2 separate regions of the Homo sapiens genome follow, and region 2 is linked to region 1. The links are chromatin loops, found by intact Hi-C in ENCODE. Cell type or tissue: breast epithelium. All regions are shown on one strand.

What was found. Hi-C counts contacts between places; a loop is a spot of excess contacts. Peaks named below come from ENCODE experiments on the same cell type or tissue, not always from the same donor. Only the 100,000 strongest peaks of a DNase experiment are listed, where the experiment ranks them.
Region 2: a loop joins it to region 1, with 38 times the contacts of the local background. A loop is called at or near these places in 11 of 110 quality-filtered maps.

What each region holds. Positions count from the first base shown.
Region 1 is chr11:1,581,162-1,589,161 of GRCh38, forward strand. KRTAP5-1 (keratin associated protein 5-1) reads right to left here and starts at 4,122. Exons shown (of 1, transcript NM_001005922.1): 1 at 3,181-4,122. The coding sequence starts at 4,088. The coding sequence ends at 3,252. All of the region lies in intron 1 of KRTAP5-AS1 (KRTAP5-1/KRTAP5-2 antisense RNA 1), which reads left to right. In breast epithelium, no CTCF peak of the experiment used is centred here; no DNase peak of the experiment used is centred here.
Region 2 is chr11:1,253,133-1,261,132 of GRCh38, forward strand. It overlaps MUC5B (mucin 5B, oligomeric mucus/gel-forming), which reads left to right. Exons shown (of 49, transcript NM_002458.3): 34 at 960-1,219; 35 at 1,562-1,748; 36 at 1,909-2,134; 37 at 2,251-2,426; 38 at 3,024-3,093; 39 at 3,539-3,639; 40 at 4,108-4,139; 41 at 4,398-4,578; 42 at 4,967-5,071; 43 at 5,198-5,235; 44 at 5,810-5,929; 45 at 6,624-6,710; 46 at 6,831-6,953; 47 at 7,219-7,261; 1 more. MIR6744 (microRNA 6744) reads left to right here and starts at 3,473; the gene lies at 3,473-3,538. RefSeq lists a silencer at 6,975-7,204. In breast epithelium, no CTCF peak of the experiment used is centred here; no DNase peak of the experiment used is centred here.

The sequences.
Region 1 (8,000 bases):
GGGTCCATATCTAAGGACCGTGGGGGTCCATATCTTGGGACCATGGGGGGTCTATATGTCAGGACCGTGGGGGTCTATATCTAAGGACCGTGGGGTTCTGTATCTCAGGACCGTGGGGGTCCATATCTAGGGACCGTGGGGGTCCATATCTAGGGACCGTGGGGGGTCCATATGTCGGGACCGTGGGGGTGTCTATATCTCGGGACCGTGGGGGTCCATATCTAAGGACTGTGGGGGTCCATATCTTGGGACCATGGGGGGTCTATATGTCAGGACCGTGGGGGTCTATATCTAAGGACCGTGGGGTTCTGTATCTCAGGACCGTGGGGGTCTGTATCTAGGGACCGTGGGGATCTGTATCTAGGGACCGTGCGGATCTGTATCTAGGGACTGTGGGAGTCTATATCTAAGGACCGTGGGGTCTATATCTAGGGACCGTGGGGGTCCATATCTCAGGACCGTGGGGATCTGTATCTCAGGACCGTGGGGGTCTGTATCTCGGGACCGTGGGAGTCTATATCTAGGGACTGTGGGAGTCTATATCTAAGGACCGTGGCGTCCATATCTAGGGACCATGGGGGTCCATATGTCGGGACCGTGGGGGGTCTATATCTCGGGACCGTGGGGGTCCATATCTAAGGACCATATGTCGGGACCGTGGGGTTCTGTATCTCAGGACCGTGGGGGTCTGTATCTAGGGACCGTAGGGATCTGTGTCTAGGGACCGTGGGGGTCTATATCTAGGGACTGTGGGAGTCTATATCTAAGGACTGTGGCGGTCTGTATCTCGGGACCGTGGGGGTCTATATCTCAGGACCGTGGGGCTCCATATCTCAGGACCATGGGGGTCTGTATCTAAGGACCGTGGAGGTCTATATCTCGGGACCGTGGGGGTCTCCATCTAAGGACTGTGGGGGTCTAGCTGCTCTCTTCCAACAGTGAGCACGTGGCCTCCCTCTCTAGTGCAGACAGGGAGAGGAGCTGAACATTTCGTCTACCCGCTCAGTTAGGGATTGGGCCACTTCAGTCAATCGTCCCTCTGTGTGGCTTTCCTGGAGTTTTGGTTAAGAGCCTGGCCAGTCCGTGTCTTCTTATCCCTGACAGGCTGTCAGAGAGTCACTTCTTTCCCTGAGGTACAGGCTTAGCTCTTTAGTTGTCTGCTCAGGCAGCTTCAAAATTTGGAAAATGTCTTAAGGGCCAGATTAACCTGTGCCTGGGGCAGGACCCCTTCCTCTAGAAAAGCTCTGTGTACTAAGCTCCACAAGGCTATGCGAGACTTCAGCGCACCTGCGGAGGCCTCAGGCCTCACTTCTTAGCCTCCCCAGAAATTTGCAAATGTCCCAGTTTTCTGCTCCAGCCCCTGTGGTTGCCAAGAGCCCTGCTGGGTATTTCTCCCAGTAGAATTCCTCTTCCCCAGTGGGACCGAGGCTCAGCTCATACCCAGCACTGGTTAATTCCTTAAAGGGAGAGAAGCCGACATTCAGCTCATCTTGGAAGGGCTCTCTCTGAATGTTTTCATCTGGTTCTTGTTGCTTCTACAGTTCTCCAATGTCTTTTTTATAGATACATTTTTCCGGTATTTCAAAATTGTGGGCCGGATGCAGTGGCTGACGCCTATAATCCCAGCACTTTGGGAGGGTGAGGCAGGTAGATCACTTGAGGTCAGGAGTTTGAGACCAGCCTGGCCAACATGGTGAAACCCCATCTCTACTAAAAATACAAACAAAACAAAATTAGCTGGGCATGGTGGCTCATGCCTGTAGTCCCAGAAACTCAGGAGGCTGAGGCAGGAGAATAGCTTGAACCCAGGAGGCAGAGGTTGCAGTGAGTGGAGATCACACTACTGCACTCCAGCCTGGGCAACAGAGTGAGACTCCATCTCAGAAAAAAAAAATTGTGGTAAGATACATACGGTAGGATTTCCTGAAGTTATTTATTTATTTATTTATTTATTTATTTATTTATTTATTTTACCATCTGAGTTCTGTAATTAATGTGGCCTTCTCTGGTTGCTGCAATGGGATTGCTGACCTTCCATATACATCCCCTCTGGAATGTCATATTTGCATTCTTCTGGCTTTTTTTGTTTGTTTTTTGTTTTTTTTGAGACGGAATCTTGCTCTGTAGCCCAGGCTGGAGTGCAGTGGCGCGATCTCGGCTCACTGCAGCCTCCGCCTCCCGGGTTCACACCATTCTCCTGCCTCAGTCTCCTGAGTAGCTGGGACTACAGGCGCCTGCCACCATGCCCGGCTAAATTTTTGTATTTTTAGTAGAGAGGGGGGTTTCACCGTGTTAGCCAGGATGGTCTCAATCTCCTGACCTGGTGATCCGCCCCCCTCGGCCTCCCAAAGTGCTGGGATTACAGGCATGAGCCACCGCACCTGGCCGCCGGCATCTTTAATTCAGACTGCCAGCTTCCAGAACCCTGAGAAATACACTTCTGTTGTACATGCCAGTCCATGGTGTTCTGTTACATCAGCCCAAAGAGAATAAGACCGCGTGGTAACAGGCCATGATGACCCCCTAGTGATTGCTTTTGCCTGATCAAGGCAAGGCACCCCCGCCCTGAGCCAGATGCTGAGAGGGTGTGGTAGAGGCTGCACGGCAAGGGGCTGAGCCAGGTGGCTGCTGGTGCTCCTGCCTCTGACCGCCACCATGTATCCAGGATCCCTGCTGGCCAGGGCGCCCACCTGCCTGCTCCGGTTTGGTTCAGGGCCGGTGTGTGTGTGTGTGTGTGTGTGTGTGTGTGTGTGTGTGGTTCCCAGGGGACCCAGTGTAGCCACAGATGCCCCCCACCTGCCTCGAGAGGGAAATAAACATAAATATACCAAGACAGCTATGGGGTGCTGGGGTGAGCGGTTTATTGGATGTTTAAAGGACAGAGATCTGAACTCCTAGTGACTGCAGAGTGAGCAAGCACCCTGGGCTGTCCTGCAGGGCTGTCCGTGCTGGATGTGGTGCCAGCAGGCAGGGCTTGCGGATAGGCATTTGCTGCAGGTGGCTGGGGCGGTGGGGGGCTGGTCTCCAGATGCCTGGAAGGGAGGCCTTGAAAGTCATTCTTCTTGGATGCATGGGCCCATGGCATTTCTTGGTAGAAGGTCAAAGAGAAGTGTTCATGCTTGGCAAGGCAGGAGGGTGGGAGATAGGGTAGTGGGTGGGGAAGGAGAGTCTGGCTCACTGGGTGCCAGGAAAAGGAGGTAAAGGCTGGGCAGGAATGCCTGGCCATGGTAAGAGTCCTGCAAAGCCAGAAATCAGATCTTGCACTGGCAGCACACGGGGACACAGCAACTGGACTGGGAGCAGCAGGGCTTGCAGCAGCTGGATTGGCAACAGGATGACCCACAGCCTGAGGAACAGCAGCAGGGCTTACAGCAACTGCACTGGGAGCAGGATGACCCGCAGCCTCCCTTAGACCCCGCGCAAGAGCCACAACTGGAACAGGAACAGCAACACACGGGCACACCGCAGCCGGAGCCACAGCCCCCACAGCCGGAGCCACAACCCCCCTTGGATCCCCCACAAGAACCGCAGCCCCCCTTGCAGCCTCCACAGGAGCCACAGCCCCCCTTGGAGCCCCCACAAGAACCACAGGCCCCCTTGGAGCACCCACAGGAGCCACAGCCCCCTTTGCCACAGCTGGAGCAGGAACAAGCTGGCACACAGCAGCACATGGGCTTGCAGCAGCAGACAGGCACACAGCAGCTGGAGCCACATCCCCCACAGCCGGAACCACAGCCACCCTTGGATCCCCCACAAGAGCCACAGCCCCCCTTGGAGCCCCCACAGGAGCCACAACCCCCCTTGGATCCCCCACAAGAGCCACAGCCCCCCTTGCAGCCTCCACAGGAGCCACAGCCCCCCTTGGAGCCCCCAGAAGAGCCACAGCCCCCTTTGCCACAGCTGGAGCAGGAACAGGTTGGCACACGGCAGCACACGGGCTTGCAGCAGCAGACGGGCACACAGCAGCTGGAGCCAGAACCTCCACAGCCAGAGCCACAGCCCCCACAGCCGGAGCCACAGCCCCCACAGCCGGAGCCACAGCCCCCACAGCTGGAGCCACAGCCTCCGGAGCAGCCGCAACAGCCCATGGTTCTGGTGGATTGAGGGTGGAGCAGGTAGAGGAGCAGGTGAGAGGGAGGTGCAGGTGTGGAGCTCCCTGAGCCTGGACCCTTTATATCCCTGCCCAGGGTCATGTGTGAGGCTGGGCACACATTTCCTGGTTCCTGTTTGTGCCATTTTTAGGGCCCCTTTTTCTTGTTTCCTCTAGAAATCCGCCCCTTGGTGTATGGGCTGCTCAGTGGGCTGCTGCTCTCTTGCTGAATCTGTGTCCAGACTTAATGGAGGCCCCCAAGGGTCTAGCCTCTCCCTGTTGACTCCAGAGTCACACTGGATTTACAAAAGCATCTATTTTAGGCTGGGCATGGTGGCTCACACCTGTAATCTCAGCACTTTGGGAGGCCTAGGCAGGTGGATCACTTGAGGTGAGGGGTTGGAGACCAGCCTGGCCAAAATGGTGAAATCTCGTGTCTACTAAAAACACAAAAATTAACTGGGTGTGGTGGCTCACATCTGTAATCCCAGCACTTTGGGAGGCCGAGGCAGGTGGATCATTTGAGGTCAGGAGTTGGAGACCAGCCTGCCCAACATGGCAAAACCCCATCTCTACTAAAAATACAAAAATTAGCCAGGCATGGTGGTGCATGCTTGTAACTCCAGCTACTTGGGAGGCTGAGGCAGGAGAATGGCTTGAACCCAGAGGTGAAGGTTGCAGTGAGCAGAGATCACACCACTGCACTCTAGTGTGGGCAACAGAGCGGGACTCTGTCTCAAAAAAAAAAAAAAAGTGATCTATTTTAGTTGAACGATGGTATAAAGAGTAATATATTTAAAAAATGTAAAAAAAAACCCTACTCAACTTGGGAAAAAATGGCATAAATAAATGAAGTCTCTGTTCCTCCATCTCTCCATATTGTTTCTGTCCCACCCTAATAATTTCTTGAATTTGGAATTCACCACTCTCATGAAGGTCCTCACACTCCTACTTAATATGTATGTTCCTTTAAAAATGTTTTGTGGCCAGGCGCGGTGGCTCACACCTGTAATTTCAGCACTTTGGGAGGCTGAGGTGGGCGGATCATTTGAGTCCAGGAGTTTGAGACCAGCCTCACTAACATGGTGAAACCTCGTCTTTACTAAAAATACAAAAATTAACCAGGTATGGTGGCATGTGCCTGTAATCCCAGCTATTCGGGAGGCTGAGGCAGGAGAATCGCTTGAACCTGGGAGGCAGTGGTTGCAGTGAGCTGAAATCACGCCATTGCACTCCAGCCTGGGCAACAGAGTGAGACTCTATCTCAAAAAAAAAAAAAAAAAAAGAAAAGAAAAAAGAAAAAAAAATTTTACATGCTGAAAACTTTATGTAATGGGTATTACACTGTATTTCTCTTTCTGTAAATTGCTTTTGAAAAAAATAGGTGTTAGGCTAAAGAGATTTTCTCTAGGGATACATATGGTTTTAATTTATTTGTTTTCTCTGATTTCTAAATATACATTGACTTATCCATTTACTTGTTGATGGACCTTTTGTTTCCTTTTTGTTGCTATTTCAAGCAAGCTGCAACTTTCTTGCCCAAAACCCCTCCTGCAGGTGTGGGTGCCTGAAAGTCAGGAGGTTCTTGTTACCAAGCTGTCTTCCCAAGGGATCCCCCCAGCCAGCTGCTGTCCAACCAGCATTGCCAGAGAGCTCCTGTTTCCTGGCACCCCCACCAAAACTTGCAACTGTCAACTTACACCCTTCATGTGGGTGTGTAACACAGTGTTACACACTGTGGTTTAATATTCCCTCTTCCTGGTTACTAGCCATGCTGTGCCTCTTTCCATATGGTCACCTGTCATTAGAGTCTCGTTAATTTCACGTCCTTGGCCCACTTTACAAAATTGAGATAGTTATTATTATTAATTTTTGAGATGGAGAGTCTTGCTCTGTCTCCCAGGCTGTAGCGCAATGGTGCGATTTCGGCTCACTGCAACCTCCGCTTTCCATGCTCGAGCAATTCTCCTGCCTCAGCCTCCCGAGTATCTGGGATTACGGGCATGTGCTACCACACCTGGCTAATTTTTGTATTTTTAGTAGAGTCAAGGTTTCACCATGTTGGTCAGGCTGGTCTTGAACTCCTGACCTCAAGTGATCCACCCACCTCGGCCTCCCAGAGTGCTGGGATTACAGGTGTGAGCCACCACACCTGGCCAAGATCATTATTATTTTTATTGGTGTCTGAAGTTCTTTGAATTTTCTGGATTCTTTTATTTTGAGATGGAGTCTTGCTCTGTTGCCAGGCTGGAGTGCAGTGGCATGGTCTCGGCTCACTGCAGCCTCTGACTCCCTGGTTTGAGCAATTCTCCTGCTTCAGTCTCCCCTGGGATTACAGGCACGTGCCACCACACCCAGCTAATTTTTGTATTTTTAGTAGAGACAGGGTTTCACCGTGTTGGCCAGGCTGGTCTCCTGACCTCATGATCCACCTGCCTCAGCCTCCCAAAGTGCTGGGATTACAGGCGAGAGCCACAGCGCCCAGCCTTTTGTTTCTTCTTCTTCTTCTTCTTCTTTTTTTTTTTTTTTTTTTTGAGACAGAGTCTCGCTCTGTTGCGCAGGCTGGAGTGCAGTGGTGTGATCTCGGCTCACTGCAACCTCTGCCTCCGAGTTCAAGCAATTCTCCTGCCTCATCCTCCTGTGTTTCTTCTTAACATAGATGTCATTTATTCTAAGTTTTTCAAATTTATTGGGATGTACTTTTCATAGTTGCCTCTGTTTTTGAAGATGGGATCTTGCTATGTTGTCCAGGCTGGGGTGCAGTGGCCGTTCACAGGCACCATCATAGCTCACTGCAGTCTCGAACTCACGCCTGGCCTCAAGTGGTCCTCAGCCTCTGAAGTAGCTGGGACTACTACAGACTACCACATTTGACTACTACAAATCCCTACCGTGTGCCACCACGCCTGGCTTAGTAGCCTGTTATTTTTAATAGCTGCTAAATTTGTCATTATTTGCTTTCTTTTCTTTCTTTTTTTTTTATGGCAGGGTCTCACTCTGTCACCCAGGCTGGAGTACAGTGGTGTGATCTCGGCTCACCACAACCTCTGCCTCCCGGGTTCAAGTAATTCTCCTGCCTTAGCCTCCCGAGTAGCTGGGATTATAGGCACCTGCTATCATGCCTGGCTAATTTTTGTATTTTTAGTAGAGATAGGGTTTTGCCATGTTGGCCAGCCTGGTCTCGAACTCCTGGCTTCAGGTGATCCACCTGCCTTGGCCTCCCACGGTGCTGGGATTACAGGCGTGAGCCACCGTGCCCAGCCTATTTGCCGTTTTTCATCCCTGCTTCAGGTTATACATGCTCTTTCTCCTGCCCGACCCTTTTTTTCCTCATTGGTTTTGCTAAATATTGTTGATTTTCTTTGTCTTTTGAAAGACCAGCTTTTGATTTTGTTGATTCTGTTTGTTGTATGTGTTAAACATTTTTATTTAGTTCTGCTCATATCTTTATTTTCTCCATTGTTCTTTTTGCACTTTCTAAACATGCGGGTGCTGGGGTGCGTGACTGTCTGCTGGACGTGGACTGTCAGGCCAGGAGGCGTGCGATAGAGAGTCACTGCCATCTGGGCTTTCTATCTGTCCCTCCTTCCTTCCCTCCCTCCCTCCCTCCCTTTTCTGCAGTCATTTTCATTCAGCTTCTTTCAGCCTTTCTGCAAGCTTCTGGGTGAGGTAACTACTGTGGGGCTGCTTTAAAAGCTCCCATATTTTGGGGTCTCTGTTCTTTACCCGATGAGCTAAGCCTGTGGGGTTTGCTGTGATTTCTGACATACGTGGGCTGCTTCCCACCACCCTTTGCATTTCACCATCCTGTGGTAGTGCTTCCTTCCCCTCTTCTTTTAGATGGAGTTTTTAAGGTTCTGTTTTTGTTTTTATTTTGTTTTGCTTTGACTGACTTAGAAGTTATATACAC
Region 2 (8,000 bases), 330 kb before region 1:
TGGTGGGGCATGGTGGGGTGTGGTGGTGGTGTTTGGGAGATCGCTGGCATCCCTTCAGGAAACCATCATGCACCATGCTGTCTTGGGCCTCAGTGGTGCACGTCGTGAGAGCTGTTAGTATGCAGGCTCCGTGTCCACAGGGCTGAAAATGCTGACACAGCCCAAGGGAGAGGCAGCAGAGGCTGGTTTGCTGAGCTTCTCTGCACATCAGCCTGTGTGGTTTGAAAGGGACCCTGCCCAGGGGCTTCTGGGGCCAGGAGAAGCTCAGGATGGAAGCGGGAGCCCAGAGGAGCTTTTGTCTCCTGGGTCCTAACAGCGGCTTCCATCACCGTGCGGGACCCACCGCTAAGAGGTCACGGCGTTCTCACTCCTCCCCATGTCCTTGGCCCAGGGCTGCTGTTCCAAACCGCCACAAGCTGGGGAGCTTATACAACAGAAACCCACTCTCCGTCCTGGAGCTGGAAGTCTGAGATCCAGGCGGGCAGGGGATAGACTCCCTGCTGAGGGTCTGGGGAGGTCCTTCCTGCCTCTCCCAGCTTTGGGGACTCCAGGTGTCCTTTGGCTGTGGCTGCATCCCTCCGATCTCTGCCTCTGCCTCTCTGTGGCCTCCCCTCTCTGTGTCTGTGTCTCTTCTGTCTCCCGTAAGGACACTGGTCATTGGATTGAGGGCCCACCCAGCTAGTCCACGATGATGTCATTTCAAGATGCTTCCCTTAATCCCATCTGCAAAGACACTTTCTCCCGGCAAAGCCACATGCGGAGGTTCTGGGATAGCCATAGATTTTGGGGGACCCCATTCTACACACTGGACCCATTTTTATAGACGAGGCAGCTGAGGCCCCAGGGGCTTCAGTGGCTCCCCAAGGCGGCAGTCACAGTGGTGACGCTGGCTGCCATGACGCCTGGGGAGCGAGGGCACCACCACGGAGCCTGCCAGCCCGTCCATCTCTGTCCCGCAGGCATCTGCAGCATGTGGGGCGGCTCCCACTATTCCACCTTTGACGGCACCTCTTACACCTTCCGGGGCAACTGCACCTATGTCCTCATGAGAGAGATCCATGCACGCTTTGGGAATCTCAGCCTCTACCTGGACAACCACTACTGCACGGCCTCTGCCACTGCCGCTGCCGCCCGCTGCCCCCGCGCCCTCAGCATCCACTACAAGTCCATGGATATCGTCCTCACTGTCACCATGGTGCATGGGAAGGAGGAGGGCCTGGTGAGTCCAGGCTGCGGGTGGCACAGTGTTGGCCCAGTCCCAACCGCACCTGGGCAGGCCGACTGCAGGCCGGGGTGACCCAGGTGCCGCAGCGATGGCCCAGTGCCCAAGACAGCTCCCAGGGGGCAGGGAAGGCCTGTGGAGCCGCCTAAGGCCGAGCGCACCCTGTGGCCTAAATGCAGCCAGCTGGAGACTCCAGGCCCCCAGGGAAGATCTGGGCTTTGGGGTGGGGGATACACAGGGGGGTCTCTGCACATGGAGGCAGAGCCCCAAAGAGAAGCCCTGCTCCCCGAGCCCACCTGGCACTGCCTCCCAGCTCAGGGTTCCCCTGGATTCCCCCAGATCCTGTTTGACCAAATTCCGGTGAGCAGCGGTTTCAGCAAGAACGGCGTGCTTGTGTCTGTGCTGGGGACCACCACCATGCGTGTGGACATTCCTGCCCTGGGCGTGAGCGTCACCTTCAATGGCCAAGTCTTCCAGGCCCGGCTGCCCTACAGCCTCTTCCACAACAACACCGAGGGCCAGTGCGGTGAGTGGGCGGCGGGTCCTGCCCCGGCCAGGGCTGCTGCTGGGCCTGACAACCCAGTGAGCATAGGGGAAGCCTGGGGAGGGGAATGAGTGGGGGAGGGGGGTGGGGGCTGTGAAAGGCTCCCCAGATTCCAGCCCCGCGGTGACGCCCCCACTCCCAGGCACCTGCACCAACAACCAGAGGGACGACTGTCTCCAGCGGGACGGAACCACTGCCGCCAGTTGCAAGGACATGGCCAAGACGTGGCTGGTCCCCGACAGCAGAAAGGATGGCTGCTGGGCCCCGACTGGCACACCCCCCACTGCCAGCCCCGCAGCCCCGGTGTCTAGCACACCCACCCCCACCCCATGCCCACCACAGCCGCTCTGTGATCTGATGCTGAGCCAGTGAGTCCTCCCCTCGGGGGTTGCAGGCCCTGGGGCGCCCCCGCCCGCCCGCATGCACGCACGCACGCAGCTCCCTGGGGCTGGGGGCCCTCCGTCCTGATCGCTTTGCCCCACAGGGTCTTTGCTGAGTGCCACAACCTTGTGCCCCCGGGCCCATTCTTCAACGCCTGCATCAGCGACCACTGCAGGGGCCGCCTTGAGGTGCCCTGCCAGAGCCTGGAGGCTTACGCAGAGCTCTGCCGCGCCCGGGGAGTGTGCAGTGACTGGCGAGGTGCAACCGGTGGCCTGTGCGGTGAGTGGGGGCGGCCCCGGGCCCCCCAGACCCCTCGGCCTCTCTGAGTGTCCTGTGCGGTGAGTGGGGGCGGCCCCGGGCCCCCCAGACCCCTCGGCCTCTCTGAGTGTCCTGTGCGGTGAGTGGGGGCGGCCCCGGGCCCCCCAGACCCCTCGGCCTCTCTGAGTGTCCTGTGCGGTGAGTGGGGGCGGCCCCGGGCCCCCCAGACCCCTCGGCCTCTCTGAGTGTCCTGTGCGGTGAGTGGGGGCGGCCCCGGGCCCCCCAGACCCCTCGGCCTCTCTGAGTGTCCTGTGCGGTGAGTGGGGGCGGCCCCGGGCCCCCCAGACCCCTCGGCCTCTCTGAGTGTCCTGTGCGGTGAGTGGGGGCGGCCCCGGGCCCCCCAGACCCCTCGGCCTCTCTGAGTGTCCTGTGCGGTGAGTGGGGGCGGCCCCGGGCCCCCCAGACCCCTCGGCCTCTCTGAGTGTCCTGTGCGGTGAGTGGGGGCGGCCCCGGGCCCCCCAGACTCCTCGGCCTCTCTGAGTGTCCTGTGCGGTGATTGGGGGCGGCCCTGGGCCCCCCCAACCCCTTGGCTTGTCTGACACCTCTCTGTGCCCACAGACCTCACCTGCCCACCCACCAAAGTGTACAAGCCATGCGGCCCCATACAGCCTGCCACCTGCAACTCTAGGTAAGTACAGGGATGGCTGGTGCCTTCCCTGCCACCCAGGCCTGCCTGACCGGTCTGGGGGAGCAGGAGGAGGCCAGAGGGTGTCCCACTGTGGGCCACAGATCTCTGGGGTGCCCGAGCCCAGGACTCCTTGGAAAACATCCCCTGCTGCTCCCAGATGCCTTAGAGACAGAGTCAGGCAGGGGGCGCATCCCTGGCCACGCCTGGCCCCGCATCCCCACCTGGCCCCGCCACCGAGCCCCACCCATCCCCGCCCATACTTAGCCCCGCCCACCCCCACCCCAGCCCCACCCGTCCCCGCCCCCAGCCCCGCCCACCCTGAGCCCCGCACTCCACCCATTCATCTCCTTCCCTGCTCCCCACTGCCCATCCTGGGGACTCACGTGGATGACAGTGGAGGCCTCCTGGATCTCTAGGTCTCAGGGCCTCTCTTGTCATCCTGCAGGAACCAGAGCCCACAGCTGGAGGGGATGGCGGAGGGCTGCTTCTGCCCTGAGGACCAGATCCTCTTCAACGCACACATGGGCATCTGCGTGCAGGCCTGCCGTAAGCTCCGCCACCTGTGGCGGGATACGACCCTGGGCCCGACCCAAGCACACACAGGGTGGGAGGAGCCGCCCAGGACCATGATGTGCTCTCCCCTCTCCCCAGCTGACCCCCGTGACCTGTTCTGCCCCACCAGAGCATGGGATGGCCCCAGAGTGGCCCTGAACCCTGCAGAGCCCCCACGGTCCCCTGAAGCCCCACAGGGAGGCTCTGTCCTTGAGTGATCCTGTGATGGTCCCTCCCCTGAGCCCTGCCTCCCACCACCATGGACGAGGCTTCCATGCACTGACAGCTGGGCTCACGGTGCCCTGGCCTGAGCTCCAGCCACATCTGACACCCCAAAAGTTCTCCAGGGCCTTCCATCCCGGGGGGAAGCAGGCTCCAGGCCTGAGAGCACCTCCCATGGCCAGAGGCCCCTCCGCCTGCAAACTCAGCACCCTCCGTGATGCCATGCTGTTTTCTTTCCAGCCTGCGTGGGACCCGATGGGTTTCCTAAATTTGTGAGTGGCTCCACCCCCACCTGCCCTACCCCACCCTCTCGCGAGCTGAGGGAGGGAGGGAAGGAGCATCCCCATCCCACAGGGCAGCTGTGGGGCGCCCGAGTGTGACGTGGACGTGCCAGTGGCTGGTGTGCGCTTCCTGCCCCATCACTCTGGGCCACTCGGGTACCAGCCCGAGGGAGGGGGTGGCTGGACAGATGCCCAGGGTTGACCTGTGTCTGTCCAGGAGCCCTCAGGGACCCCCTTGATCCATTCCAGCCCGGGGAGCGGTGGGTCAGCAACTGCCAGTCCTGCGTGTGTGACGAGGGTTCAGTGTCGGTGCAGTGCAAGCCCCTGCCCTGTGACGCCCAGGGTCAGCCCCCGCCGTGCAACCGTCCCGGCTTCGTAACCGTGACCAGGCCCCGGGCCGAGAACCCCTGCTGCCCCGAGACGGTGTGCGGTAAGACGCTGCAGAGCAGAGGTGCCCGGCATAGGGTGAGGGGGGACAGAGCCGGTGCCCACCAGGGGCCTGTGGGTTGGGCACAGGAGAGCAGAGGAGAGCCACTGTGTCCTGGCGTGACCGCGGCAGGACCACTCGGCAGAGATGGCCTCCAGGTGCTTCATTCTCCTCCTAACGATGAGGCTGGTGACCTCTGGCCTGCCCAGGAGTGGCCCAGGGACGTGGGAAGCAGCGGGGAGGTGGCCAAGCAAGGGGCCTGGAGGGAGCCCCCAGGGGCTGTGAAGCGGTCAGGTCCTCGGGGAAAAGCACGCCTGCGACTTACTCTGGGAACAAGTGGTCGGGAGGAGGAGTGAGCAGCGCCCAGACAGTGGCCTCCATCCTCCCGCAGTGTGCAACACAACCACCTGCCCCCAGAGCCTGCCTGTGTGCCCGCCAGGGCAGGAGTCCATCTGCACCCAGGAGGAGGGCGACTGCTGTCCCACCTTCCGCTGCAGTGAGCGGGGCTGGGGCCGGGCTCCTGGGTGGCCTCTTGCTGGGGGTGGGGGAGTGCAGGATGGTGGGGGCGCTGGAGCACATGCTCCCCACCACTTGTCGAGGGCTTAGCTCCCTTTCCTTCCAGGACCTCAGCTGTGTTCGTACAATGGCACCTTCTACGGGGTAAGGGCACAGCAGTGGGTGGGTGTGGCCCTGGGGCCTGAACATGTGTGTGGGATGCCCCGGGGCTCTCTGAGCCCCACTCCTTGTCTTGACATTCCTGCCCTGAGGGCCGATCCGCACAGGGGCCCTGGACACGTCAGAGCTGGGACATGCTTGGGACTCAGGGGCACCTTACGTCGACAGCCATGAGCTCCACAACTGCTGCCTCTGAGAGGTCCCTTCAGGGGCTCCCAGCAACAGCCTGGGGGCAGCACACACTGGCCTGGGGTCCCCGCCTGCCCGCCCAGATTCCTACCCGCCCGGATTCCTGCCTGCCAGATTCCTGCCCCCATGGGGTCTCTGCCCACCCAGATTCCTGCCCACATGGGGTCTCTGCCTGCCCAGATTCCCTGCCCACCTGTGGTCCCTGTGTGCATCAGCTCCCTGCCTGCCTGGGTCCATGCTCAGCCAGGGGTGCATCTATGCTCCATCTGAGGAAGGAACAACTCCCTGCAGGCCCCATTGGGTCATGGGGAGGGGTCCTGGCCCTGTTGCCCCACCAGTGCCCTCAGTGCCACCCTCCCACCCCTTGCAGGTTGGTGCAACCTTCCCAGGCGCCCTTCCCTGCCACATGTGTACCTGCCTCTCTGGGGACACCCAGGACCCAACGGTGCAATGTCAGGAGGATGCCTGCAACAATACTACCTGTCCCCAGGTGAGACCCGAGGCACCTGCCCCCAGGTGAGCCCCCGAGGCACCTGCCCCCAAGTGAGACCCGAGGCACCTGCCCCCAGGTGAGACCTGAGTCACCCGCCCCCAGGTGAGCCCCCGAGGCACCTGCCCCCAGGTGAGTCCCTGAGGCACTTGCCCCCAAGTGAGACCCGAGGCACCTGCCCCCAGGTGAGACCCGAGGCACCTGCCCCCAGGTGAGACCTGAGTCACCTGCCCCCAGGTGAGCCACCAAGGCACCTGCCCCCAAGTGAGACCCGAGGCACCTGCCCCCAGGTGAGCCCACAGCTGCTGGGCAGACCCAGCCCTGAGTCACTTATCCTGGCTCCCTGGGGTTCTCTAGCTCAGCCATTGCTGGGGTCTTGTTTGTTTCCAAAGGGAGGGTATGAAGTAGGAGGATAACTGAGGGGGTCTGGGGGTGGGACAGGACCTGCAGGCTGCTGGGGACAGGGGCTGAGGTCAGGTTCCAGGAAGGCAGGGGTAGGCAGAGAGAAGGTGCTGGAAACTGGGGTGAGGCTGAGCCGGGATAACTGAGTGGGGGCAACTTCTTCGGGTATAGGCCCAGGCAGGGACAGGGCTAAGGGGTCCTGGACCACTGGGGTGTAGACAGGAGGGCAGGCTGGGCCGGGGCATGTGCTGGAGGAGAGGGTTAGGGCCTGACGCCCCTCATGTCCCCACAGGGCTTTGAGTACAAGAGAGTGGCCGGGCAGTGCTGTGGGGAGTGCGTCCAGACCGCCTGCCTCACGCCCGATGGCCAGCCAGTCCAGGTAACAGCAGAGGCATGTGGGGGCAGGTCTCAGCTCCCTCCCTGGAGACCCTCACCCCCAATGGGGCTCTGCACAAGAGGTAATCCCTACTCAGCTTCCACACTCACCCTTGCATTTCAGCTGAATGAAACCTGGGTCAACAGCCATGTGGACAACTGCACCGTGTACCTCTGTGAGGCTGAGGGTGGAGTCCATTTGCTGACCCCACAGCCTGCATCCTGCCCAGATGTGTCCAGCTGCAGGGTGTGTGCTGGAGGCCCTGCCCCTGCCTGGGAGTCCTTGTCCATCAGGGAGGCCCAACCCCTGTCTGGGATGCCCTGCACAGCAGGGAGGCCCCACCCCTGCTGGGGAGGCCCCACCCCTGCCTGGGAAGCCCCACCCCTGCCTGGGAGGCCCCGCCCCTGCCCGGGAGGCCATGCCCCTGCCCGGGTGGGCCCCTCCCCAGGAGGCCGCACCCACCAGGGAGGCCCCGCCCACAGCCCTGCCCCCTGTCTTTGGCCCCCACCAGGGGAGCCTCAGGAAAACCGGCTGCTGCTACTCCTGTGAGGAGGGTAAGTGGAAGCCACCTTCCCACACCAGCCCTCCAGCTCCAGCCCGTCGCCACCCATCCATTCCTGCCCAGACATCTGCACTAGGCAGCAGTGGGATGCCCGCGTCCAGACTCCACCCTCGGTCCTGGAGGGCCATGGGAGGGGTGGTCCCATGGGGAGGGTCGGCCCAGCAAGTCCAGGCCCTCAGAGTGAGGGTCCAGTGGGGCTCCACATCTGCCTTTCCTCCTCCCAGACTCCTGTCAAGTCCGCATCAACACGACCATCCTGTGGCACCAGGGCTGCGAGACCGAGGTCAACATCACCTTCTGCGAGGGCTCCTGCCCCGGAGCGTCCAAGTGAGTGGGCTCCTGGCCCTGTGCCAAGAGCACCTGCGTGTGGTGGGTCCGCCCTGGCCCGTCAGCTGGCTGGCAGCCTGCTCTGGGTCAGGAGGGCCTACGCCAGCTCCAGGAAGGAGGGAAGGGGCTCCCCAGCAGGGCTCCCCCTCTCCACGTCCATTGGCAGAAAGCCTGGGGCCGCTCTCCTAGCCAGGCCAGGGCCCGGCTGAGCCGAGCCACATGGCACAGAGCTCCCCGCTGCGAACCCAGGTCCAGGTGTCCCCCTGGGGAGGGTGGGTGGAACCAGAGCCTTCTGTGAAGCCCCCCATGGCTTGCCACTGTGGTTGGCTGTCAGCAGGAGGGGCCAGAAGGGTTGACCCTTAGCTAGAAGAGGCAGGAGGAAGGGTCAAGGGCTGCTTAGGGTC